4 separate regions of the Homo sapiens genome follow, and all the other regions are linked to region 1. Evidence: chromatin contacts called from ENCODE Hi-C data. All regions are on one chromosome and are shown on one strand. Each heading gives the region's core, a stretch centred on a gene start or an enhancer-like site at or near the end of the contact. The rest is flanking DNA. Distances are from core to core; before and after follow the strand shown. Region 1 holds the start of ZFP91 (ZFP91 zinc finger protein, atypical E3 ubiquitin ligase). Region 2 holds the start of VPS37C (VPS37C subunit of ESCRT-I). Region 3 holds the start of PRPF19 (pre-mRNA processing factor 19). Region 4 overlaps MS4A15 (membrane spanning 4-domains A15).

Region 1 (6,377 bases), core at 2,539-5,038:
CATCCACAAATATTTCCTCTTCCCAATAACCCCTAAATAGTTCATTGTGAAAAGAAGTTGTTATAAACATCAGATTATAAAAACTGTAAGCTAAATATGTCATCTCGCAAATTCATAAAATATCAATTATAAATGAAGCAATTATAAATGAAGAGGTTAAGTGACTTGCTCAAGGCCACTTACTGCACAGTACAAAGCTGGAACATAAAACTTTCTGACTAAAGTCCAATGCTTTATCCACTCTATTATTTTGCCTTCCAATGGGAACAGAGGTTTCAACCAATCCAAATCTATCTATTTCTTGACCTTTTAAACTATGGTATACTTTACTATCACTTTAATTAAGAAAATCAAATGTAGGTTAAACAGCTGATTACTAAGATTGTATACAGGGAAATGCTGGGATATGGAAAAAGGACTAGCGCGAACAAGTAAGTAATACAGAATAAACCTTCCTTTTTAAAATTTTCAAAATGTCATTTGGAAAACAGAAATGACTCAAAGTCAAAGATACCAGACCAGGGTTTGGACTCAAAACCTCTTGAAATATCTTAAAGGATTAAATTATGTAGAAAAAATTAAGTCTTAAAATGTATTTTATGACTGAAAATCTGTATACCATACACACATTTGACATATCTCCACTAATTAATGCATCTTTGCCTTACACCCCAAGGTCCTTGAAGATGAGGGCCATGTCTCATTTTTCTTTCTACCACCTAGTTCAGCATAGTACCAGGCCCAGATACTGATGAAACAAGTTTGCCAAGCTAAAATGCTTTAGCATTCCTCTGATTTCCAGATTATGGAATAAGGTAAAAATGTGTAACAAAAACTCTATTATGACGAAAATTTGTTTAACAACCTGATCAAAAACACAGTCAAGAGATAATTTTGGGGCTGAAAGAAGAATGCCATTGTCACTACTGTTTTCTAATGATATTGGATGGGAGGCGGGTGGCGCTAAGAATTCAGCCTTATTTCTTCCTCCCCACAAGGAACATTGTGCAGAAAAAAGGAAGGAATTTAATTAAGTCATCTTCATCCATATACAACAGTAACAGTTATATGGAATTAAAGCGTCACTAGTACTTTGTTGCCAAGAGTTAGGGCAAAAATAAATCATGACAGCAGGTAAAATTACTGTTTTAGATAAAAATTATTTATTTTCCTTCAAAAATTAAACAGCAGGCTGGGCGCAGTGGCTCACGCCTGTAATCCCAGCACTTTGGGAGGCTGAGGCGGGTGGATCACCTGAGGTCAAGAGTTGGAGACCAACCCGGCCAATATGGTGAAACCTCACCTCTACTAAAATTACAAAAATTAGCTGGGATTGGTGGCGGGCGCCTGTAATGCCAGCTGCTTGGGATGACGAGGCAGGAGAATTGCTTGAAGCCAGGAGGCGGAGGTTGCAGTGTGCAGAGATCATCGTGGCACTGCTCCAGCCTGGGCAACAGAGCAAAAACTCCATCTCCAAAAAAAGAAATTAAACAGCAGGTACCATTTTAGACATAATTATCTTATCTTGAGATATAGGTATATTTAATTTTCAAGGGGTAGGTGAGAATAAAAGGAAATTTTAAAAATATTTTAAGTATTACCCTCTCTACGAATAGTAATATTAAAGAGTGAAAAAATCATATTTTGCATAATTTATATGAAAAACCTCACTACAAACCACTCAAGGATCTACCATCCCACCATTACTGAAAAACGCAACTTGTACTTAGTATTTACAACAGGCATTGTGTCTAGCACTTTACACACTGTATTTAATTCTCACAAACTCACGTTGCAGAGATTATCCTCTATAGGTAAGGAAACTAAGGCATGGGTAGGTTAAGGAATTTGCTCACGGAATTCATATCCAAATGAGGTCAATGATATACATGTATCTTTTCAAATTCATGAGATTAAACAATATAGAACTATAAAATTTTTGTAAGATGAAATGCATCTACAGCAATTAGAAGTCTAATTGCAGCTGAATCTGTAAGTACAGATTTTTGCTGTCGACAGAACTGCAGTTCTTACAACAAATTCTCTAAATTATGTTAACTTAGCTGACATTCAAAAATTTGAAAGCATATCTAATACCACAATATGATTACCTCTGAATTTTATTTCTCTTTCTGAGAGGCTTCTAAGGCAAGCATGCCAAGACACAGGCTTAACTCTTAATTTTGGACCAAGTCTGTTTCAAGTTTTAAATCTATTAGGTCTGGTGTAAGTCAAACCTTGCCACTATCTCTACTGGAAGAAAGGGAACACTTAAAACTGACTCCCCCTCACTTCAATTTTCTCTGTTTTTACTAATCTGTTTTCACTCAAAAATCAAAGGTCACTAATGATGTTTTCAGTCATGAATTGAATAGTCAATGTGATTAATTTCTAGAATTTACAAACTTGTGTGCTTCAGTATTCTTAACATGAGTATTATTTTAACGAACAATTTAAGACAATGCTCCTGGCCACCTGTTCATGTTTCCTCTATTACGTCTAGGTAATAAAGGAATTCCTCTCAGATGATTCTAATTTCAAGGATGAAGTTCCTACATTTAAAAACACGAAACACAAAGATAAAACATATGCTACTTAGTAAAAACAAACATTAAAGAATGCTCATATAATTTTATATGAAAGACTCCATACTTAAAATCGTAGCAGTGGGCTTTTAACCTGACCATAATAAGTGGCAAATTTCTCAAAAGAATGAGAAGGGTTGCGAAAAATTTAGAAAAGTGAAAAAAAAAAAAAGCTACATAAACACACTAGTACATCTGGCTCTTGAGCTAACGCGAAGGCGGGGGGGAATCATTTTTGAAGGCTATGATCGGGCTGTGTATTCCCTAAAGGGCATGTGATGTAATACTGGAGAGCCGCCTAAAGGAAAGGGATAGGGTGACAAAGGGGGTGCGGATGCCAGAAAGAGGGATGAGCCTGCGGGTGTCAGGGAGGAGGTGGATCACTAGCGAGTGCAGGGGTGTATCAAAAGATGATTTCGGGGAGTGGGGAAACGGCCCGACAAGCGAAGGTACAGGAGCGAGATGAGGGTGGCGCAGAGAGGAGGCACGAAGGCTCCCGGGGAAACGGTGTGACATCTGGCGTGCGGAGCCGGCAGGGGGCAGACCAGGCAGGATGTCACGTGGAGTAGGCGCTACGGGAGCCGAGAGGGTTGCGTACGGACAGAGGGGGGTCTTTCCCACCGCCTGAAAGACTGTTACTCACAGGAGTCGCGGACTCTTCTTGCCCTGAACTGGAGACGGGGACTTCGCGGCCTGGGGCTGCTGCCCGGGGACGTCGGGAGGCCTGGCGCTGGGGCTGCTCCTCCGCCGGCGGGGATACTCGGCCTTCCTCCGGCGGGACACAGCTGCGGCGGCGGCGGCCGCAGCGGCCCGGCCTCGGTCCCGACCTCCCCTCAGCACGCGGCTGCTAGTGGTCCCTGCAGGCGCCGCCGCGACCGCCTCAGGGGGCCGTTGTTGGGGCTCCTCCGGAGCCGCCTTGGCCGCCTCTCCCCCTTCCTGGTCCTGCTGCTCCGGGGGTCTCGGCTCTTCCGTCTCCCCCGGCATCGGGGCTTGTCCGTCCCCCACCCCCTAGTCCTAGGCGGCGGAGGCGGAGGCGGCGGCCTCGGCGCTGCTCCCCCCGCCCCCTCGCCTCCCGAAGCCTGCGGCTCACTCTCACCCTGCGCTCCTCTTTCCCCCCTCCCCTCCGCCCGGCTCCGAGGGCGCCCCCCCCACCCCCTGCCACTCAAGGTCCGCTACCGCTGGCGGCGCGCGCGCGCGCGCCACAGACGCTCAGCGGGCCAATCGGAAAAGAGGACAAGCCTCCTCACCCCGCCCCTCGCAGTCTTACACGCAGCGGCGCCCCAGGTTCCCTCCCCCACCCCTTCCTTCAGCCAATCAGGAAACGGCTAAAAGGGGAGCGCGCGAGGTTTCCTTCCCCGCGCACCCGTTCTCACCGTTAAACGGCTGTGTCTCGCGACAATCCCAAAGTGACCTTTTTCCCCCCTCCAGACTTCAACGCGCGCTAGGGGCAGTGCGAGGGGCAGGTCTCGCGAGGGAGGCGGGTGAGAAGAAATCGCACCTCTTTCCCCGCCTCACGCAAACCCTAGACTGGCTGCGCGCGCACCTGCCTCCCTGAGGAGCCACTGATACCACAAGGGCTCTTTCTATTCTTCTTTAGGCCGCAGAAGTAGCCTGGGCGTTCTTCCGCCTCCACCCTACCCCACTTTCCTGTCTTTGGCCTTTCTGTCCCCAGCGCCGCCAGATCTTGCGCGGAGAAGGGGGTAGTATTTTGAGCTGTCGCTTCTCCTTTAAGAAAAAAAGCCCCGTCGGTTGCCGGATGAAAGTCTCTGAAAAAATGGCGGCGGCAAAACGGAGGCGGGGTTGTGGGGGCAACGAGGGCCCGCCTCTTGGCGCATGCGCACCGTTAACTTAACCAAGGGCATTCTGGGAGATGAAGTCTTATTTCGCCTAGGCTTTAGGAAAAATAGATGGGAAACCAGAGGTGGAGAGGATGCCGGGAGGTTCTAACTGAGTCACGACGGGAAAGGTAGTTTACTTTCCGCAGTCTAGAGTTTACCTTTTTTTCGGGAGGCAGTGTTTCCGGGTTAGGTCGCGACGCGTGCCGTACATCCGGGCTCAAGCGTCGAGCCAATTGCTGGTCTGATGGGAGGGTTTTTCCTACTTTTTCTTACTTTTTATCTGGGCGTTGGCGTACCTTTCTCGGGGTGTCTGCGTAACTGCCCAGACTTGCCTTGGTTTGGTCAGATGACACCTCCTCTGGGACTGGCTAGCCAGCGTTCATGTCTACATTATTGATCTCGTCTTCCGGTGTGTGAGTCACTCACCTGTGAGCTCCTAGAGGTCAGCGACTAAATCTGGTTCCATGGGGTCCTTGGGCCCTCGGAGCCCTAGCACAAGGCCCACTACTCAGTTGGCTCTTAATCAAATCTGTGAAACGAATTATAAAGTTGCTTTTCTACTAGACCTTGTTGGGACACCAAGGAGCCGGCGTCGGTTGCTTAACTTGGATGCGGTGCCTGACCTAGAGGGAGGCGAAAGGGTTGTGAGCGTGACATGACTGGTGACCTACACCGAGAAGCTGAAGGGTCTCTTAAGCTCTGCGGCCGGAAGCCATCTGCTTCTGCGGTTTATACAATAGCAACTTTATCAGAGGTTACTTTTCTGCACGCTAGCGTATGACATTAATTTGTCTTCCTGATTCATCAAAGGGAATTTCCGTTGCAGTTGGTGATGCAGTGGGCCTCTCCCATTTCTTTTTTCTTTTCATCCATTACAATCAAGGAACGATTTGCAAGAACATCCTTTACCCCTGGAAAATAAGGCATCCAGGGCTAAAAGTCCCAAAAGAAAGAAGCTGGAAACAAGATCTGGGGATCCAATTTTAAATTTCACATTAATCATTCAGTTAAACTGTAGACAAGTGCTGAAGTACATTTTTCCTTCCAGTACTTTGACTCAGATACCACTTCATATTAGACAAATGTTTTATATTCTCTACTGAGTATTTTCCATTTTCATAGGGCTAATGTCATTTTCAGTTGTAATAATCGATTGGCATAGTGTCAATGGAAATTTTTTAAGATTGAGTTTGTAGTGAGCAGACTTTTGGAAGGAACAGTGCTGACATCCAATGGATGCTCAAAGTAATACAGAGGAGGAATCTCCTTTCAAAAAAAAATGTACAGACAGTGGAATGGAGAATGAATTATTCCCTAAAAAAAAAAAGCCACTGTGGGCTGGATGTGGTAGCTCACCCCCGGAATCCCAGCGCTTTTGGATGCCAAAGTGGGAGGATCCCTTGAGCCCAGAACTTCCAGACCAGCCTGGGCAACATAGGGAGACCACCCTCTACATAAAAAATAAAAATAAAGCTTTTAAGCTAACCTGGTGGCGTGATGGGATGCACCTCTGGTCCCAGCTACTCCAGAAGCTGAGAAGGGCAAATCGCTTGAGTTCAGGAGTTCGAGTTGGAGGTTACACTGAACTATGATAGTACCTTTGCACGCCAGCCTGGGTGACAGAGAGCTTGTCTTAAAAAAAGTAAAGAAGGCTACGGTGTTGTAGAGGAAAGATCCCAGACTTTGCAATTATAGTAAGTAGCAAAGCTACCAATTAATTATCTTAGCAAGTTGCTATTACATGAACCTATTTCACCATTGGTAAAAAGGGGGAAAAAATCTATTTCACAGGGCCATAATTATAGTTCCTTACGTATTGCTTTTTTATAGTAGGCCTTTTGTAAATGTTTAATTCAAGGTGAATAAATCACAGTGGTAAAAAAGGTGAAGAGTTAACCTCAGTGTTACTTTCCAAAGAAATTGCTATAAGGCAGTGTATCTAGGCAGGGATTAT
Region 2 (6,377 bases), core at 2,527-5,026, 2.6 Mb before region 1:
TGTTTACGTTACCTGTCCGTCCATTCAACCAGTATGACAAGGTCCAGGGCTGAGCAGCTGAGCAAACAAGCAAGCAAAGAAGCAAAATGAAACCCTCACTTTTTAGAAGGGGGTAGAGAGGCAATGCAATGTATATACTTCAACGTAGTGTCATATTTTTTGTTCCTGATCAGGGTCATTTGAAGGATTGAGTTATCTTGGGCTAGAGATACTTTGTTTTCTCTCCAATCTCAACCAAAAATGTGACATCCTTGAGGCTGGAGAGGGTATCTGTTCATCTGTGTATCCGCAGGTCTTAGCAGTGTGGGTATTCAGTGAATGCATGTGGAATGAACAAAGGAATGAAGTGAATGTGAGAAACAGAGTAAGGTACCCCCTTCTGTAACTGGGGTTGTTTGTGTTTATAACTTCTTAAAAATTTTGCATTAATCAGGGCCACTCCACTTATGAATGAAATTGGGTGTAATTGAGGTATAGAACGTGGGAACATAGGTGTATGTGTGATAAGAGACCAGGACTGGAGGAGGGGCTAGAGCCAAGGGAAGTTGCAAAAGGCCCAAAGTCGAAAATAGCAGGAACCAAATAGAAAGAGCACCCTTTTTCCCAATGCCACTTCCCTCCCATGACTTGAATTTCCTGCAATTTTCTCTTCCTCCCTCCTTCGTCCTAATTCTCTATCTTTGGTTATTCAGGAGGGCCAGCACCCTGTGGCCCCAGAAGATAATGTGGCAACGACTTAGGACACGGAGAGAGAGCGTAGGCAGCAGTGTGTCATTTCCCCTCAACACCCTTGGTAGAATCATCGTGTCTGTCACATTCACAAGTTCTTCTTCTTCTTTTTTTTTTTTTTTTTTAGCGTTAGCAGTTTCCAGCATCTGCATAAAATGATGTATAAAATAGAGTCTCTGCCTGTCCTTAGAGAAGTTACTATCTAGGGGGAGTGAAAGGTCAACTACAGAAAAGTGTAGAGAATGCTAAGAAAGGGCTGAAGGGTGGGGTGTTTGAATAACATACAAGGGGGGAAGTTACCCAGTCTTAGGATATAGGGGCTTTCCAGAAGTAGAGTCTAAGACTTAAAGGGCACAAGTGACAGAAAATCCAAAACAACAGTGACACGAGGTGGTTTATTTCCCTCTCACACAGAGCCCAGAGGCAGCCGTCCAGTGGTGTCATGGTCCTTTACGGAATCAGGGCTCAGGTTCCTTCTATTTTGTTGTGCCACTAGTGTGGCCTCTATTCCTATGGTCGCCTCATGGTTCAAGATGACTACACTTGCTCCAGCCATCATGTCCATGTCCCACCTTCCAACATGGTACTAATCAGTGAAGAGATTGCTGGATATAAACTCAAGCTAATCCATCAATAGTGTTTCCTAATTATTTTCCTTCAGAAATGAAACACATGCAGAGTTAAAAATCACATAGCAGCTGGGCGTGGTGGCTCACGCCTGTAATCTCAGCACTTTGGGAGGCCGAGGTGGGTGGATCACCTGAGGTCAGGAGTTCGAGATCAGCCTGGCAACATGGTGAAACCCTGTCTCTACTAAAAATACAAAGACTAGCCGGGTGTGGTGGTAGGCGCCTGTAATCCCAGCTACTTGGGACGCTCAGGCAGGACAATCACCTGAACCCAGGAGGCGGAGGTTGCAGTGAGCAGAGATCACACCATTGCACTCCAGCCTGGGCAACAAGAGAGAAACTCCGTCTCAAAAAAAAAAAAAAATCACATAGCACAAAAAGGCTTATGACAAAAAATTAAGGTCATCTGCCCTGGCCCTCCCTAACCCTCAGAAACAATTTCAACCTAGCTTTCAAACAGGTGCTGTCAATGGGAGTCACTCTGACATTCTGTACCAAGTGAAATGTTTGCAAAACCAACATGCCCCCGCTCAAAGGAGTCACCAGTGTCTCAGAAGGGTCAGCAGCTGACCTTCTTCATGGACCCCTTCTGTTATAAGAAGGAGTTTTGACAAATTCAGTTTGACAGAGTTTAATTGAGCAAATAATGATTTGTGAATCAGTCAGCCCCCAGAACCAGAATAGGTTCAGAGTGACTCTGAGGCTGCCAGGTGGTTGGATAACATTTAGGGATAGAAAACGGAAAGCAGGTTGGGCGTGGTGGCTCATGCCTGTAATTCCAACACTTTGGGAAGCCGAGGCTGGAGGATTGCTTGAGTCCAGGAGTTCCAGACCAGCCTGGGCAACATAGCGAATCTCCATTTCTATTAAAAAATAATCATTAAAATTTAAAAATAAGAAAAGAAAAAGGAAATAGATGTCCAGAAAACAGAAGCGAGGTACAGAAACAGTTGGACCAGTTATGTAAGCGCAGAACCAGCCCCATCTGGTTCAACTTTGTGTAATAAAGTGGTGAGTTGTTTTTTCAGTTGCCATGATCCCAGGTTGCAAGTTATGTAACCTGAGCGTGCCCAGAAGAACCAAGCATGCAACCACAGGCGCAACCTAAATGCTCAGACCAAAGAACCGGAACAGAATTAAGAAGTAGATACATGGTATAAGCCATGATCTAATCAGATTGAGCCATGGCATCATCCCATGGCAAGATCCAGTCAGATCATTGCTTATTGCAAGATTCAATCAGATCACTGCTCATTACCCTCTGCCTATAACACCTGTCACAGCCCCTGGCTTGGGGAGACAGATTTGAGCATGTCTCCTTCCCAGTTGACTTGCAACAAATCTTTCCCTCTACAAAAACCTGATACTTCGGTGTTTGGCTTTCTGAGGGCAAAGGGATCCAGTTTGGTTCCCTACCAATGACAGATTGACATTTGCCTTATTGGAACAAGGTTTGAACAGGTGGCTGCCTGTGATTGGCTGAAACTCTGTGATTGGTATGAGTAGGATCCAGTTCACTATGTACGGAGAAACCTTTAGGACAAACTTAAGATACGCCAGGAGACAACTTTAGGCTAAACTGGACACTTCTCCCCTTTTGGTCAACCTCTTGATTTTGAGAGGTTGGAAACTTTAGACATTGACATCAGTTACCATTGTAAATAGACTTATTTGGTCTCAAATTCCCCTGGGAAATAGCAGAGCAGTGGGTTTCATAGGTGGGAAAGGGAACAGAATAGAAAAAAAAAAAAAAACACCTGATTAGTTAACATCAGGTCACTTCAGATTCCTTTTTTTAAGGGTTAGAGCAGAGGGGGCTTCCTTATTATGCTGGACTCTCCTGTTTCCAGGGGGGAAGGGAGGAGATGGGGAATACTGGTAATTCTGTAGAATGAATGGGTGGGGGAAAGAGATTAACTAGTAAATGGAAATGAGTGTGTGGTGGCCTTGGGGCTCCTCAGTCTGAGCTCAGCCCATCTGGGGCTCCTCCTAGGTTCTGGGCTTCCATCTGCTTCCCCCTCCTTTTGGGTCCCTCTGAGAAGCCTCCCAAGATCGAGCTGTGTACAGAGCGAGTCCTCGCTGGCCACTCGGAAGGCGGCGGACGTCCGCGCCGGCGCACTAGCCCAGAGCGGCCTGGTCTCCGCCCAGTGGGCGGGGCCTCTTACCGGGGGCGGGGCCGAGGCGTGCGGCGAGCGCTGGAGGGGTCTCGTGGGCGCTCCCGTGGTTGTGGCCCGGGCGGCCGCGAGCGTGTGTGTGTGGCACGATGTCGTGGTAACTCAGAGGCGCGCGAGGCGGGGCGGCCAACGGGGTCGCGGGGCGAGCACGCGCGCCACTGGGGCGCCGGACGTTGCAAGGGGGTCACATCCGGTAGGGGGCGGGCCTGGCGGACCCCGGAAGTGTGGGCGCGGCTGCGGTTTAACCCGCGGTGGCGGCGGCGACGGCGGCCCTGGCAGGTGAGCGGAGACTGGGGAGGGTCCCGGCTCTGCCGCAGGCGGGCGGGGCAGAGGACGACGGTGGGGGCGGCGCCGGCCGTGGCTCCCGGAGCGCCCCCGCCTGCCCGCCTCATCCTGGCAGAGGCCGGTGATTGGGCACGAGGGGCGCGTGACTCTCGCCGGGGGCCGGCGCCCCTGCCCCTCGCGGTGGGAGGGAGGGAGGGAGAGCGCGAGGCGCCGCCCCGGCTCCCCGGCGGGTCGCACCTCCAGTTCCGCCCCACCACTCACCGCCACCCTCCTTTCTGCGTCTCTGCAGGCCCTCGTCCCATATGTGAGCATCTTGCGGTCACAATTCTGATGACATTAGAGCCAATTAGCCCATTGTATAGATGGGGAAGCTGAGGCCTAAGAGTAGGGTCCGACTTGCCAGAGGGCACGCGGGAGACGAGTGGCAGAGGGGAGGTTGGAGGGACTTTGCTCTGTGACTTACTGGCTTGTGCCCTTTCTCCAGGGCATTGAGAGATGGGAGTTTCAGCTTTGGCTTTGTTCAGGACTCAGACTTGGACCTCCCAGCATCACTGAACATTTCTTACCCCGGGACCCTCTGGGCGCAAAGGGCACTGATGTATACATACCCATTATATGCCTGGTTCCTCTTCATTTCCTCCTCAGCCGATGAGGCGATTTCCCACTTTACGGATGGGAGAAGGAGTTAACTGGAGGTGTTTTGTGAGTTACTGGCAGAGTGGACTCTACAACCTGGGGTTTTAGTCGCTGAGCTGAGGCAGTGCTTTCCCAGCTACACCTTGTCTGGGCTCACTTACCCTGGGAATGTCAGTCTTCAGCTCCAGAAACTTCCCACTCATTTCCCTTCGCTCCAGCGGTACCTCAGTTCTCTTGCTGCCTAAGGCCTTTTCCACCCTCTTTATTGGCTCCAGGAGTCCCATTTCCTACTAATGCACCAAGATGCTGCCACCAGACTCTCAGTTCTGTGACTTTTGGCCTTAGAGCTGGAGGTGGTGGTGACCGAGGAACTGGGGAAAGAAAGACTCTTACTTTGTTGTCCAAAGCTGCAACCCTGCAGACACCTGAACTCTGTAGTTCCGGGTGGGATCGGGGACTGTTGCAATGAAAATACTGGACGCTAAACTGAGTCTTTGTTCTTTGCGGTCATAGTGCCCAGAAAAGCCTTTTACCTAGATTATCTTGGAAATGTGGTTCCGTGCCTTTGTAATTTCCATTAAGTAGAACATTTTCATTGTAGACTTTCTGAGCAGTTTCTGGCCGCTGTTTTGCAGGTAGCAATAGCTGTGATTTGTTGCTTGGCTTCATATGCTGGGCACTGTTCTAGGGCTTTCTGAACATACCGAATTTTGCGAACATGTCCAAATAGGTGATGATCCCGTTTTACAGATGAAGTGAGTTGCGGAGATGTTAGATAACCTGGCTAGTGTCACACAGCCAGTAAGTGGCCAAGTTTGGATTTTTTTTTTTTTTTTTTTTTTTTTTTGAGACGGAGTCTTGATCTGTCGCCCAGGCTGGAGTGAAGTGGTGTGATCTCAGCTCACTGCAACCTCCGCCCCCTGGTTCAAGCGATTCTCCTGCCTCAGCCTCCCAAGTAGCTGGGATTATAGGTGCCCACCACCACGCCCGGCTAATTTTTGTATTTTTTATTTATTTATTTATTTATTTTTTTTTGAGACGGAGTCTCGCTCTGTCGCCCAGGCTGGAGTGCAGTGGCGGGATCTCGGCTCACTGCAAGCAATTTTTGTATTTTTTAGTAGAGACGGGGTTTCACCATGTTGGCCAGGCTGGTCTCGAACTCCTGAGCTCAGGTGATCCACCCGCTTTGGCCTCCCAAAGTGCTAGGATTACAGGTGTGAGCCACTGCGTCTGGCCACAAGTGAGATTTGTAACCCATCAGTCTTATTTCGAAGTTAATGTGCTTTTAACTCTGTGATACTGCCTCTCAGACCGTTTAGTTTCCCAAAGGTGCTGGACCTTAAGAATAATTTCTGATGCTTGTTAAAAATACAGAGCTCCACCTCTAGAGATTCTTGGGCTATTGTCTGGAGGAGGGCCCAGAAATCTATTAACAAATGCACTGGGTGATTCTTACGGTAAGGCAAGTTTGGGAAACACTGCCTTTAAGAACTTTGTAGATTTGCTGGGCCACTGGTAGCTTGGAAGTGACATTATTCCTGAGGATTCTTGTTTTCTTTTTGTTTATTGCTTTGAAATTTGTTAATTTGCCCTTAAAAAGCCTTTGGGTTAACTAGCCATATGAATCATTTCTGGACACTCTTGGCCAGTAATAGTAGGGGTTTTCCAGGCTGACAAAATTAGATCACTCAAGACCTGATTTAATGGATTTAGCTCTTTTAATCCAGCTGGATCTCTGTTGTGTGGAAATTCTGTTAGAAGTGTCCTTGAAGGATGTGGCGTTTCCACAAGGTTTTGGTCTGTTCCCAGGTGCTTACCGAATGACAGAGAGGTGTCTAATGGCAGCACTGTCTGAGGTTTTGCTAGCTGTAAAGGCATGTTTACTTAGTAGGTGCTCCTTCCAATTCATATCTCACCTCTTTAT
Region 3 (6,377 bases), core at 2,780-5,279, 2.3 Mb before region 1:
GGAGGACAATCACAGTTTGCTGTATGGACTAAATTTAAACCAGGGACCATGAAAAGGGCTCCAGAGGAAGTGACATTTAAGGTGAGACTGAAGTTTACATTGGAGGGTTTGAGACAGGAGGGGGAAGAGGGAGGGGGGAGAGGACAGTGATCCAGGCAGAAGTTCTGAAACCAGCCAGCGCGGGTATGTTTGAGGAACTGAAAGGCCAATGTGGCTGGAAAGAAGATAAAGTGAGACTGTGATGGTCAGCATGGGCCAGATGGTGCAAGACTTACGGGCAAGTTTCCTCAGCCAGAAACTCTCTCCCTCATTCATGGCCTCAGGAATGACCCCTGGTTGGGGCTCAGAGAATGATACCCCAAAGTATGGTGCTTTAGTATTGTTTCTGAGCAAATAGGCTCACTGCCTGATGCACATAGAAGCCAATACTATGGTACCAGCTTTTGAGAACAGAAAGGCTTTATTGCAGGGCCACCCAGCAAGGAGACTGGAGGCATGGCTCACATCTGTCTCCTAATTTGGGGTCTGGGGCAAGATTTAAGGGGTCAGAGGGTGATATGGTTTGGCTGTGTCCCCACCCAAATCTCATCTTGAATTCTCACATGTTGTGGGAGGGACCCAGTGGGAGATAATTGAATCATAGGGGCAGGTCTTTCTTGTGCTGTTCTTGTGATAGTGAATAAGTCTCATGAGGTCTGATGGTTTTGAGAAACAGGAGTTTCCCTGTACAAGCTCTTTGTTTTTGCCTGCTGCCATCCATGTAAGATGTGACTTGCTCCTCCTTGCCTTCTGCCATGATTGTGAGGTTTCCCCAGCCACGTGGAACTGTAAGTCCAATTAAACCTCTTTTGTAAATTGTCCAGTCTCAGGTATGTCTTTGTCAGCAGCGTGAAAACAGACTAATACAGATGGCAAGGAAACGTATTAGGAATTTTGGCTTGGCAGGGTCTGATTGGAGGGTGTCAAATTTGACTACACGGGTATGTTGAGGTGGATTTTACCCCTGGATCTTTCTGGTCAACAGACCCTTTGCTCCTGAAAGAGTTCCAGCATTTAGGTTCCGATCATGTCTAGGTCTTCTTGGTACCACAGGGAGGAATCATTGGTTCTGGGTGTTGTTAGATGTCAAAGCATTTTCTATTGGGCATGCCCTACTGACATGACTTGGAGTTTTGGCTCTGTCATACCTACAAGAGAACATGACATTCTGTTATCAAAAGAGTAGGCCCAGTTTGGATTGGTCCTGAGGTTACAGCATGCTGAGCACTTTTGAATGAAAAGAAATGGGAAGGTCTTAGAAGCTGCCTTAGAACCAAGGACTTTCTAACCTTCTCTTGCCCCCTGACCCCCACCCTAAGTACAGGGAGAAGCTCTCTCTAGAAGTTCCCTTATCTGACTGAGAAAATTTCTTTCAGAAGAAATGCAATTGTCTCAAATCTCCCTCCACAGGAAACTCATCAAATAACCAGGAAAGATTAACCACTGGAGAAGAATAAAAACTAAAAGTCACCAACTCACCACTACACCTAGAGAGACTTTTAATCTATTCTTCTGATGGGAGCTCTAACAGATTACCTGAGAGACCTTATGTGCATAATAAGACAACCTTTGTTCACAATGGAGTTCTGCCCCTCACCTTCCCACAATTTGTTGCCACCTCCTCCAGAGCTCATAAGAACTTTGTCCCAAGGCATTGTTTGTTCTTGGGGCTCATTCATTTCCCCTAAAAATTATTTGCTAGCCCTCCCTAAAAATTATTTGCTAGCCCTCAAAATTGCCTACATTTCCCCCATCTCCGTCTTTCCTGGGTGCCATTTAAGTAAGCATCAGCCACCTGTTCCTTCTTTGAGCCTCATATTTTGTATTACTCCTGTGCACACTCACACACTAATACACTTGTATGCCTTTTCTCCTGTTATTCTGTCGATTGTCAGTTAATTTCAGCAAATCTTTAGAGGGCAGAGGGGAAACTTTTTTGCTCCATACCCTCATTCAGTTCTCAGCAAAAAAATCAGCTCCTCAGTGATGCACTCTCTAAGTGCCCTGCCTCAAGTAGCCGTTCCTCCAATCCCCAGCACCTCTGTCTACCTTGCTCTGATTTGTTGTATTCATAGCACTTACTACTCTGGAATTTTCTTCTTAAGTGTTGATTGTCTCTGTGCTCCCACCACCCACAGTAGAGTGTAAGCTCCAAGACAGCAGAAACTGTGTCTTTCTTGTTGACCTTTTCTATCTCCAGTTTTTACAATAGGGCTTGGCACATAGGAAGCACCCAATCAATATTTGTTGGATGAATGAAATGCCTGGGGAATAACATGAATAGATATTTCGTTCAAAGTGGATCACTGTCTGCTCTGTGGAAAGTAGATTAGGAGGAGGAGGCCAGGCTGGAAGCAAGGAACAAGTGGGAAGTTACTTTGTTGGTGCAAGACAGAGATGAGATGCCCTTTTGCATATTAACTCTTCATAAGAGTTCAGTGAGTTAGTTCTACCCTTGTCATCACTCCCTCTGTTTTACAGATGAGGAAACTAAGGCATAGAGAAGTTCATACTGCCAATCACCTGAGTGGTGCTAGGATTTGAGCACACAGTCTGACTTCAGAGTCCATGCTCTTGGCCACTATGCCATATTGCCTTTTGTACCTGTAACTTTTATTTTTCTCTCCAAGCTTTTGCTTACGTTGTTTCTTCTTCCGGAATGCCTTTCGTTCTCCTTCTCCTCTGAATACTGCCCACCTGTCAAAGTCCCTCTCACTCACATCCTGTTCATCCTGCCCTTTTGTCTTGATACCTTACAGTCCACACCACGTCTTTTGCATGATTCCTGAGAGTATCTTATCTTACAGATATCCACAAAGAATCATACACTATCTGAGCTGGAAGAGAAATAGAAAATACAAAATCCAAAATACAAAATAAAGAAATTTATAGGAGGCCATTGGTTTGGACTGAGCTCTTCTGCTAGGCCTAACAGACCAAGCTAAAAAGAGTTAGTCCTGCTGAAGCTCCACGCCAATAAGCTGAAACGAAGATCTTTACGACCTTCTGAGTGTGTATGTGTGTGTGTGTGTGTGTGTGTGTGTGTGTGTGTGTAGGGGGGAGCTAAATTCCCAAACAGGCAAGTTTTAGGTGGCATGATAAGTCCCCTCCACTTTAACCTTTACAAGAAAAGTAATTTTGAAATTACCAAATGACCAATCCGCTTTTTGTTCTCTGTTCCTGTTTTCCTCAGTCCTTTTCTGTCTATAAAACCAAGTTCTCCTGTTCAGCTCATTGGAACAACCATTATATTTTATAGTATGAGGCACTGCCCAATTCTATAGAATCGCACCTTAAGTCCCAGCTACTCCGGAGGCTGAGGCAGAAGGATCACTTGAGGCCAGGAGTTCCAGGATGCACCTGTGATAGCCATGATTGCTATGACCGCACCTGTGAATAGCCACTGCCTTCCAGCCTGGGCAACATTGCCAGAGTCCGTCTCTTAAGAAAAAAAAAATCTTTGAACTAAGTTTGTTGTGATTTTGTCTTTTGACAAAGAAGAAAGGGCAATGTGAATTGCCCCAAATCACAGAGCGAAATGGTAGTAGTCAGGACCAAAACACTTTCTTAGCCGTTTTCTTAGTTCTTGTACCCATCTGTTTCTGTATTTTCTTCACCAGGCCATCCAGCAGTGTCTCTTAAAGGGTAGCCCGAGAAACAACTGACTTAGAAAAGCGTGGGGCACAGTCTGTCTACGCAGACCCGAGGAATCTGCATTTTAACAAACTCACTGGGAAATTCTCGCGCACGCCAAGGTTTCAAAGACCAGGGTCCCGTGGCACAGTGCCGCACAGTTGTCAAAACAAGTGCTGTCCAATTGTTTTGGTTTTAAATTCTCACTGCGTCATGGGAAATGTAGTTTCGAGCCTCCTCTCTCCCGACGCCCCAGCCAATCCTCCGGCGCTTTACGGAACGAGCCGAGTCAATCCGGAAATAACCGAGTGTTCGTGGCGGGCCCTTTCCTGCCCGGCTGCATTCTGGGAAAGGGCAATTTCCGTTAGGTGCTGAAGGCTGTGGCGCGCGGCTGTCCCCATTCCCACGTGAAGCGCTACGCTAGCATCGCTCGGCTGGCGGCTCCCAGCTCGCCGCGGAGCAGTCCCGGCAGCAGCGGGGGACCGGAAGTGGCTCGCGGAGGCTCAGAAGCTAGTCCCGGAGCCCGGCGTGTGGCGCCTCGGAGCACGGTGACGGCGCCATGTCCCTAATCTGCTCCAGTGAGTGTTGGCTGCGGCCAAGCGCGGGTCTCAGGAGGCCAGAGAGCGGCGCGGGAGCGTGTGCGGTCCGCTGCGGCGCCCGGGCCGGGGTGGAGGCGGGAATGGGGCGCTCCGGAGGCCGAGCGGCGGCCTGTCAGCACCGGAGCCCCCCCCGTCGGAGCGGGGTGCATTTGCGCAGTGCCCCGCAGTTTACATAGTGCCTGAGGTTTATTGTCGCAGACATTACTGAGGCCGGTCGCCTCATTCTACAGAGTGGAAACAGGTCTGGACAGAGAGAGCTGGTGCAAGGGAAGCAGCCTTAATGTAGGAGTCAGAAAACTCGAGGTCTTGTCCAGGGTCCGCCTCCCATTGGCTTTATGAATTGGCTCAAGGCTCTGGGCCTCGGTTTCCCCATCTGCAAAATCGAGAGCATTGCAGTGGATGTTTTGCGAGGCCTCGCTCGGATAGTCGGAGCTTTTGCAATTTGCAAAGGTCACATGATGAGTTAGAGGTAGAGGCAAGGCTGGCAGCCAGGTATCTGGCTCCCAGCCTTACACTGTATGACTAATAAAAACAGCGCACATTTATAAGCCCTTATTGGTTTACAACGCGCTTCCAAGTCTATGATCTCATTTTATCCTCACAAGAATTCCCTAAAGGAGAAATAAAGATCCTGGTTTTGCAGATGAGGATGCAAGGCGCAGGAAGAGCGGGGCTTATCTAAGGATGCGTAGCTAGTCAGTGGCAGAGCTGGGTGACGTAGTTAGGTGACACGGATCTTGGACCCTGAATCCATGCTTTTTTCATACCTTCCACTATCTTTCCCTTTGATATTTTATCATGACGTACAGACATTTTCCTTTCCCTTTTCGTTGTTTCATCAGATTACTCGTTTCCCCTCCCTTTTGCTATTCACTTCCTTCTCTTCTCAGAACCTGTACATTGATCCAAAGAGGGGGAAGAAGGAAGGGAAATGATGGAAAAGGAATCCCTCACTTTGAAGAAATTACAGCTCGCAAAGTACCTTCACATTTATTGTTTCCTTCCAATCTTCGGGAAGCTCTCTTTTACGTTCCCCAGCACCATCCTTCCTGGCATGGTTCACTCATTTGTTAGATGTTTACCGAGTGCCCTGGGGGCATCTGCATTGTACTGGAAGTGAGAGACCAGCTGTAATCCTTATCCTCAAGGGGTGCACAGTCTACGCAGGCAAGAGTGTAAATGATACCTCTATTGCGGGTTGTTGTGAAGATGAATTACTGTACTGTATGCCTAGAATTGTGCTTGGCACATAGAAATGTGCCATGCAAATGTGCCATGTAAATATTTTTAAATATTTTTATTGTAGCGATTGCCACTTTGCTCCTTGGAATCTTCCAGGTGATAAGTGTCTGTACGCTAATCAGTTGACTGGTAGCTGGTAGACTCAATAGCTTCAGGATGGGGACTGGTCACCTAGGAAGACTAAAGGGTATTAGAAGGTTGGGATTTTCAGTCCTACCCCCCATTTACCTGGGGAAATGAGAGGAACTGAAGTCGTCACTAGTGACCAGTGATTTATTGAATCATGCCTTTGTAATGAAGTTTTCATAAAAATACAAAAGGACAGGATTCAAAGAGCTTCTGTATAGCAGAACATGTGGGGGTTCCTGGAGGGTGGGGTGCCCAGGGAAGGCATGGGAAGCTCTGTACTTCTCCCATACCTCATCCTATGCTCCTCTTCATCTGTATCCTTTGTAATATCCTTTACAATAAACTGGTAAACATAAGTGTTTCCCACAATTGTTTGAGTCACTGTTGCAAATTAATTGAACCCAAAAAGGAGGTCATGGGAACCCTGATTTACAGCTGGTAGATCAGAAGAACAGGTCAAACAACCTGGGGCTTGCGATTGGCATCTGAAGGGGCGGGGAGTCTGGTGGGACTGAGACCTCAACCTGTATGATCTGACACTATCTCCAGGTACCTGGTGTCAGAATTGAATTGGAGGACACCCAGATGGTCACATCTGAGGTCACAGAAGTATTTTGTTTTGTCAGAGAATAGGAGAAACTGAGTTTGTTATTCCTGTATTCTCAGACTTTATAATTTCTTTGATAATCTGTCTGGAGCTATAGACTAAGATGGATGGCAGGGATTTGAATGGCT
Region 4 (6,377 bases), core at 986-3,485, 2.2 Mb before region 1:
TGGACTGATACACTACATGGGAATGCAGGACTATTGTGTCACCAGGCACAGTCCCCAGCCATCTTTATGTTGTGGCTCCATGCTGTCTGAATATGGGACATCTCTAGTGACCTTGTAGTCTCTAATTCCTCTTAATGGACCTGTGGTTTTTGGCCTACACACTTCCTGAGGGATTTGGTCAGCAGAGGAGAGAGGGAAGCAATCCCAGCTTGGGGCTAACCTCTCTCTTTTTCTCCCTCTCTCTCCCCCAACTCCTCCCCTCAGTTCTGAAATGTCTCTAGTCTCCTTTATATGGCAAGAAAACTGGTCCTAAATCTTCAAGTACATTTCCTCCAACTCTATACTTAATGATCTTAAACTGAAAGCTCTAAATCCTCGAGTCTCCTTTCTTGATTGTAAAAGCCAAAGCTTGTTGTACCCCTTACACCAACTCTGCACTGGCATGATCCTGAGAGTGAATGTCCCCTTGAATGGCACCTCCCTTGCCCCACCCTCATTCCAGTGTTGTGGTCACGGCACTTAGCTACCACGTGGACCACCCTTCCTTTGGGAAGACTTCACAGAAGGGGCAACGTTTAAATAGGGCCTTAAAGGAGGAGGGGGAGTTTGTTGGGTGAAGAAGAAGTGAGTGTGTTGAGGAATGCAGCCCTGCCTTAGTTTTGGGGATGAAGAAACAGAAGGAAGGAGGAAAAGGGGTTGGTGGGAAGCACTTAGGTTTGTACTAAGGGGAGACCAAGTGGTGAGAACACGGACTCTGACGTCACATGGAACTAGGTTTGGATCCCAGTTTTGCTCCTAACTAGCTCGGTGGCCTTGGGCATATAATTTAACACCTTTAAGCTTCAGTGTCCTTAGTTGTGGAGTGGGGATATGAAGGCATGTTTGTTTGAACCGAGATGGGGACAGAGTAAGTGTAAGGATTACACCACACAGAGCGAGGCACCCAGAGGTGCCCTTTTGTGACAGTGGGATAGTTACCCAGGTCCTCTGATAAACATGGGATGACCCTTGGAAGCCCCTGAGGTTAAAAAGAAAAAGTCATTGCAACAAGACCAGCTCAAAATTTAAGCCACATGGTTTATTTCCTTCTGTGGTGTGGATGAGACAAGCCATCTCATCTACCAGGCCTGGTGAACACCAGGCTGACAGTGTCTCCTTGTCCCCTGGAGACGAAGCCCAGGTCCTGTGGTAACCTTCTGTGGTAGCCTTGTCCTTGGGCTATGGGGGTGGGGAAGGGAGTGCTGAGAGGCACAGGGAGGTCCCAAACTGCCACTGCTGTGCCCCTGTCGATGCTGACTGTGGTGGTGCCTCAGGAGTGGGCTGGCGGCAGCTCTCCCCTGCAACCTCCCCTCCATTGGGAGATGGTAGGGGGTGGGGGGCGGGGCCAATGCTGACTTCATATTACAGACAAGGAAAATGAGGGTTTCCAGGAAGCAGGGGGACAATGCCTGGCCTAGACCCAGGACTTCAGGGAGCCTGGGGAGCTGGAAGGGCCTGATGAACCTTATCTGGTTCAACACTCTAGTTTCCAAATAGGAAACCTGAGTTCCATGGATGTGGCAACAGATGACAAAGGACAGAGCTGATCTTGGGGCCAGGAGACCTGCGGCCAGGCCACTACCCTGCTGTGAGGCCTTGGCCTGGTATCGGCACCTCTGTGGAATGCCAGAGTCAGACTCTTCCATTCTGGAGGATTCCGGGCTCTCTGACCTTCCCGAGGCCCGAGGGTCAGGGCAGGCCTCGAACCTGAGTCTCCAATGAGGCCAGGATTTCCCCAATGAGCAGAGAAATGCTTAGATGCACAAGGTGGGTGTCCTGGAAGGGTGACAGGGCTCAGGGAGCTGAAGGACACACACCCCTGACGTCAGCCCGGTGTCTTTTAGAAAGAAAGCACTGGGGAAAGTGTGGGAGAGATGTCCCTGGGGACACTTCACTCAGATGCCGGAGTATGTGTAGATGTGGTGAGGGAGGGCAGCTGGGATGGGGCTGGCCCCTGATGAACAAGGTGGGGGTGGGGAGAGGCTGGGCCCAGAGGGAAAAGGCTGGACTCCACCCGCAGGTGCCACATCTGCTACTCAGACGACTCCTTGGGCATATGCCACATTGTCATAGGCAGGGGGCGCAGAGGCTGCCGGGCTGGGGATGTTGAAGTCTGCGCTGAAGGCGTTTGGCAGGAAGATCACAGGCTGCAAAGAAAACAGCACTGAGCGTCCTGGAGGACGCTGGAGCTTCAGGGTAGTGGTTCAATAGTGCCCCCTTGTGGGTAATCTGAGAACAGCGCCCTGGTACTGAATTCCGCAAGTCTGAATCGCATGCTCAGGGCTCTCCGTGCAACCAATATTTCAAACAACATTTACTGGGGCCAGCTATGATCCAGGCATTGGGAGTACAGCAGTGAACAAAACAGACAAAAGTCCCATTTCTCCAGGCGCTAACGTTCTGCTGTTCTTTTTTTTCTTTTCTTTTTTTTTTTGAGACAGAGTTTTGCTCTTGTTGCCCAGGCTGGAGTGCAATGGCGTGATCTCGGCTCACTGCAACCTCCGCCTCTTGGGTTCAAGCTATTCTCCTGCCTCAGCCTCCCGAGTAGCTGGGATTATAGGCGCCTGCCACCATGCCCAGGTAATTTTTTGTATTTTTAGTAGAGACGGGGTTTCATCATGTTGGCCAGGCTGGTCTTGAACTCCTGACCTCAGATGATCTGCCCGCCTCGGCCTCCCAAAGTGCCGGGGTTACAGGCATGAGCCACCACGTCCGGCTCTGCTGTTCTTTCTCTCCCGACTGCCCTGGCCTGGTTCAGGACTTCGCTCTCTCTTGCCTGCACCGTGGCACCAGCCTCCTTGCAGCTTCCTGGCCTCGAGCCCCGCTTGTCCACCCTCTCCACCTTCCGGCACTGGACAAATCCTCTTGACTGATTTCCCTCAACCAGCTCACTCCCCTGCTCAGACCTTCAATCCCCTCACCCTCAATGCATCCCATCGTGCACCTGCCAAGGGCACCCCACCCTGTGGCCTGCATTTGCCTGCCCGAGGCAGCCTTTGCTCCAACTGGTTCCCCTGCCTTGAACACTCCCTCCAGCCCCTTTCTGTCATCACTGTCCTCCATTTTTTTTGGAAATCAAAGCTTAATTTCCATCTCTATCATGCTGCCCTCCCTGATGCCCCTGTCTCCCATGTGGCCTGGGAACTCCAAAAAGTCTCACTCCTCTGGGTGCAGCACTGCCCCCATGCCCTGAGCCTGGGCCTTCTATTCTGCAAGGCTGCCTGTGGGGCTGCACAGAGCAGTGGCCCTGTGGGTGCTGGTGCACCCAGTGCCACGGGGAGAGCAGTCCTGTCTTCACTGACCTGCGAAGACGTCTTTGGTTTTGTTTTGGTTTTAGAGACAGCCTTCCTCTGTCACCCAGGCTGAAGGGCAGTGGTGTGATCATAGCTCACTGCAGCCTCAACCTCCTGGGCTCAAGCGATCCTCCTGCCTCAGCCTCCCAACTAGCTAGGAGTACAGGCACGTACCATCACACATGGCTAATTAAAAATACATTTTTTTTTGTAGCGATAGGATCTTTTTATGTTGCCCAGGCTTGTCTCAAACTCCAGGGCTCAAGAGATCCTCCCATCTCATTTTTCAAAGTGCTGGGGTTATGGGTGTGAGTCACCATGCCCAGCCCAAAGACTTCTTTGGGCCCCCTGACATGGATGGGACACCCTTCCTAGCGCTGTCTCTTCTTATTGCTTCCCAGAGTGCAGAGGGAGGGGTCTGGAGGCAGAGCGCGCTCCCAGCCAACTGCCTTCCACACAGGCTCAGCTCAGGTTTAGTGGACGTGGGGGTGGGGGTGGGGGTACTCACTGCACTGGCCTGGGCATGGATGGCTTGGCACCCGAAGTGCATGGCAATGACCGCTGTGAAGAACTCCAGGACAGTGAAGATAGTAAGCACGGCCAGATAGCCCCTGTCCACATCCTGGGGACCAAAACCCACAGAAAGGTGAGCCCAGAGTTCTAGAGTAAGGGGGTCCCCCGAGTGAGAACCACTTGCCCAAGGTCATGCGGCTAGTTGGGAGCAGAGCTGTGCCTGGAGCCAGTCCCCCTGCCGCCAGTCCTGCACCCTCCCCTTCACCCTGCAGGCTGCCTCCTTGCTCCTTCTGATGCCTATCTTGGGGAAGGCTCAGAGGATCCATGGATTCATGGGGTCTATAGGGACTGGCAGGCCCTGCCAACGTCCTGGCGCTGCAAACTCTCACCTCCCTACCCTCCTGGACATGGCTGCATCATTTTCCAAGTTTTCCCACCCCGAGGGCCATCTGACAACGCACCCGGTTGGTAACACCAAAATCCATGAGCAGAATGGCTGTCCCAGCAAAGGCCGCCATGACGCTGAGGATGTTGGTGCCCAGGCTGCTCCTCACCTGCAGAGAGCAGAGAGACAGGAGCAGAGGGAATAGGCAAAGAGAAGGAGAAAAGGCAGGGGCTGTGGCTCAGCTGCCCAGCCCCCAGCACGCTGCCTCCCACAGCCAAGGAGGCAGTGGCCACACCACCCTGCACACAGCTGTGTTCTCATTGACTGCTCCCCTTTTCTCTTCTCCTCCCCTGGGACCTCGGGAGGAGGTCTTGTTGTCTCTCTTTCCTTCTCTCGTCTTCTTGGAAGCTGCTAGGGAGAAGGGCACCACCTCCTTTACAGCCTTTCTGGGTGGAGTTTGCAGCCTCCAGCTTACCCCGTACTGTGGCTCCCTCTCCCCCAGGCCCAGCACCTCGCAGGAGAAGCTGCAGCTGAGGCCTGCTCAGGGGCATGGGTTGGGGGAGGCTCTTTGCTGTGGACACTGAGGCCTGGTTGGGAGAGGGGTTGAGTTCATTTCTATGAGGTTCCAGGAAGTGGCTGGCGGAGTGAGGCACTGCAGACACTGGTGGGGCACCAGGCAGGGGAGACAGGAGAGGCAGGAGCTGAAGGTCTGAAGTCTGGGTGGGCTGAGAGGCCTAGGACTCCAGGGTCTAAAGAGCGTGCAGGGCAAGTGACTCCTGGGGTGGTCCAGGCAGCCACCCAGGGGTCACCATCCCCGTGCAGCCCGAACCTGACGGTCTCGTGACCCGTAGCTGGAGCCTTCTGGTTAAACTGCCCCAAGGGGAAACATTCATGGGTGGGCTGGGGACTCTAGGACCTCTTCAGGTTTAAAGACCCCTGATTCTTCTTTTTAAATGGCAATCAGGAGGTCATTGAGATCAGAACAGCCTCACAAGAAATCCATTAATTGATTAAGCCAAAAGCTTTTATTGAGCACCTACTGCATGCCAGGCACTATGCAAAGTGCTGTGAGTCCAGGAGAGAGTAAGTCAGGTCTTGTCCTCCTGGAGCTCACAGCCCGGGGGACACTGGGTTTGGTCCGGAGAGTCCTCGCTTCTAGTCCTGCCCCTCCACAACCCATTCTCTGCCCAGCACCTGGGATACCTCTCAAGTATGGAAACAGGGCAAGGAATTCCCTGCTGAAGCCTCTGTGGTCTCTCATTGTCCTTAAAACAAATCCTGAACTTGGCATTTAGGCTCTGAGTCACCTCCCCGGCCTCTCCCTCTCGGCCCACCCCTTGCCTGTGATGGTCCAGCACTCTGGTCCCCTGTCCAGCCATGGCGTTTCCCGACCGGGCTCTTCCGTGGTTGTTGCCCTCTGAACTGTGAAGACTCGGTTCCGTGATACCTGCTCAGGGACTCCAGACCGTCCCAGCTGAGCTTAGAATGACTCATATTATCCTGCCTGCTTCCTTTCAGCACTTCTCATGCTTGGCAACCATCTTTGTTAGTTTGCTTTACGGGTGTCTACAAGGCACCAGAAGATAAATGCCATGACCTTCACTGCTATGTTCATGACCTTCGCTGCCGTGTTCATGATCTTCATTGCCGTGTTCTCTGAGCCTGACATAAAGCTCATACCCTCCTGTTCAAAGCCTCCATCGCCTCCCAGTGCCTGCAGAAGGCACCAAGCCCTCCACAATCCAGCCCCATCATGGGATTAAATCTCTCTGTCTGATTTCTTTCCACTTTCCTTCTCCTACCTTTGCCTTCGTTGGATGGAGCCAGGCGTGGTTTCAGTGGCGACCCTGCCCACACTCCTCCGTGCATTCTCCAGCTTTCCCTGTGGTATTTCTAAGTCCTCTCTGCTCACCAAGGCCCAGCAGGACTCTTACAGGAGATCTTCTAGCATCTTTCCTTTCTCGGAATGACCATGAGCATGGACCTCACTTTCCACCCTGGCTTGTGTATTGAAAGAGTATCCCTGTCTTCTTCTCCTGGACATGCACAGTCTGCGTCTGGTCTGCCTGGGTGGTGCCCCTCCCCTGGCACTTTGCAGGTCCCCTGAAGTGCTGGGGAATGAGCTGAAGGAGTGAGTGGATGGGAGG

What was found. Hi-C counts contacts between places; a loop is a spot of excess contacts on that map. Pooled maps may share reads with other maps.
Region 2: a loop to region 1 is called in a map of OCI-LY7, with 13 times the contacts of the local background. The contact joins the promoter of VPS37C here to the promoter of ZFP91 in region 1. A Hi-C loop is called at or near these places in 1 of 168 maps with a recorded cell type or tissue (OCI-LY7), 3 of 37 single-sample maps with no recorded cell type and 11 of 50 pooled maps.
Region 3: a loop to region 1 is called in a map of naive thymus-derived CD4-positive, alpha-beta T cell, with 27 times the contacts of the local background. The contact joins the promoter of PRPF19 here to the promoter of ZFP91 in region 1. A Hi-C loop is called at or near these places in 1 of 168 maps with a recorded cell type or tissue (naive thymus-derived CD4-positive, alpha-beta T cell), 7 of 37 single-sample maps with no recorded cell type and 16 of 50 pooled maps.
Region 4: a pooled map shows a loop between it and region 1 (6-fold over the local background). The contact joins the enhancer-like site here to the promoter of ZFP91 in region 1. A Hi-C loop is called at or near these places in 2 of 37 single-sample maps with no recorded cell type and 4 of 50 pooled maps.

What each region holds. Positions count from the first base shown.
Region 1 is chr11:58,576,474-58,582,850 of GRCh38, reverse strand. ZFP91 (ZFP91 zinc finger protein, atypical E3 ubiquitin ligase) reads right to left here and starts at 3,788. Exons shown (of 11, transcript NM_053023.5): 1 at 3,229-3,788. The coding sequence starts at 3,569. ZFP91-CNTF (ZFP91-CNTF readthrough (NMD candidate)) reads right to left here and starts at 3,737. Exons shown (of 13, transcript NR_024091.1): 1 at 3,229-3,737. It also overlaps a transcript of LPXN not described here. RefSeq lists enhancers at 2,719-3,410, 4,155-4,384, 4,104-4,796, 4,415-4,934, 4,955-5,034 and 1 more and a silencer at 3,315-3,734.
Region 2 is chr11:61,158,825-61,165,201 of GRCh38, reverse strand. VPS37C (VPS37C subunit of ESCRT-I) reads left to right here and starts at 3,776. Exons shown (of 5, transcript NM_017966.5): 1 at 3,776-3,811. RefSeq lists enhancers at 3,187-3,326, 3,337-3,386, 3,127-3,719, 3,720-4,313 and a silencer at 3,377-4,136.
Region 3 is chr11:60,904,237-60,910,613 of GRCh38, reverse strand. It overlaps PRPF19 (pre-mRNA processing factor 19), which reads left to right and starts at 4,029. Exons shown (of 16, transcript NM_014502.5): 1 at 4,029-4,250. The coding sequence starts at 4,232. It overlaps PRPF19-DT (PRPF19 divergent transcript), which reads right to left and starts at 3,835. Exons shown (of 2, transcript NR_186697.1): 1 at 3,771-3,835; 2 at 1-1,187. RefSeq lists enhancers at 705-754, 3,577-3,696, 3,810-4,397 and a silencer at 4,337-4,436.
Region 4 is chr11:60,771,414-60,777,790 of GRCh38, reverse strand. It overlaps MS4A15 (membrane spanning 4-domains A15), which reads right to left. Exons shown (of 7, transcript NM_001098835.2): 5 at 4,307-4,399; 6 at 3,841-3,954; 7 at 1,058-2,186. The coding sequence ends at 2,076. Among named protein-coding and RNA genes, the nearest start is that of MS4A10, 11 kb to the left of the region's middle. RefSeq lists enhancers at 1,460-2,089, 2,090-2,719, 2,720-3,351 and a silencer at 2,234-2,353. Within about 2 kb of position 2,235, at least 2 of the 41 ENCODE cell types and tissues checked have a DNase peak (open chromatin) inside an H3K27ac peak, as active enhancers do.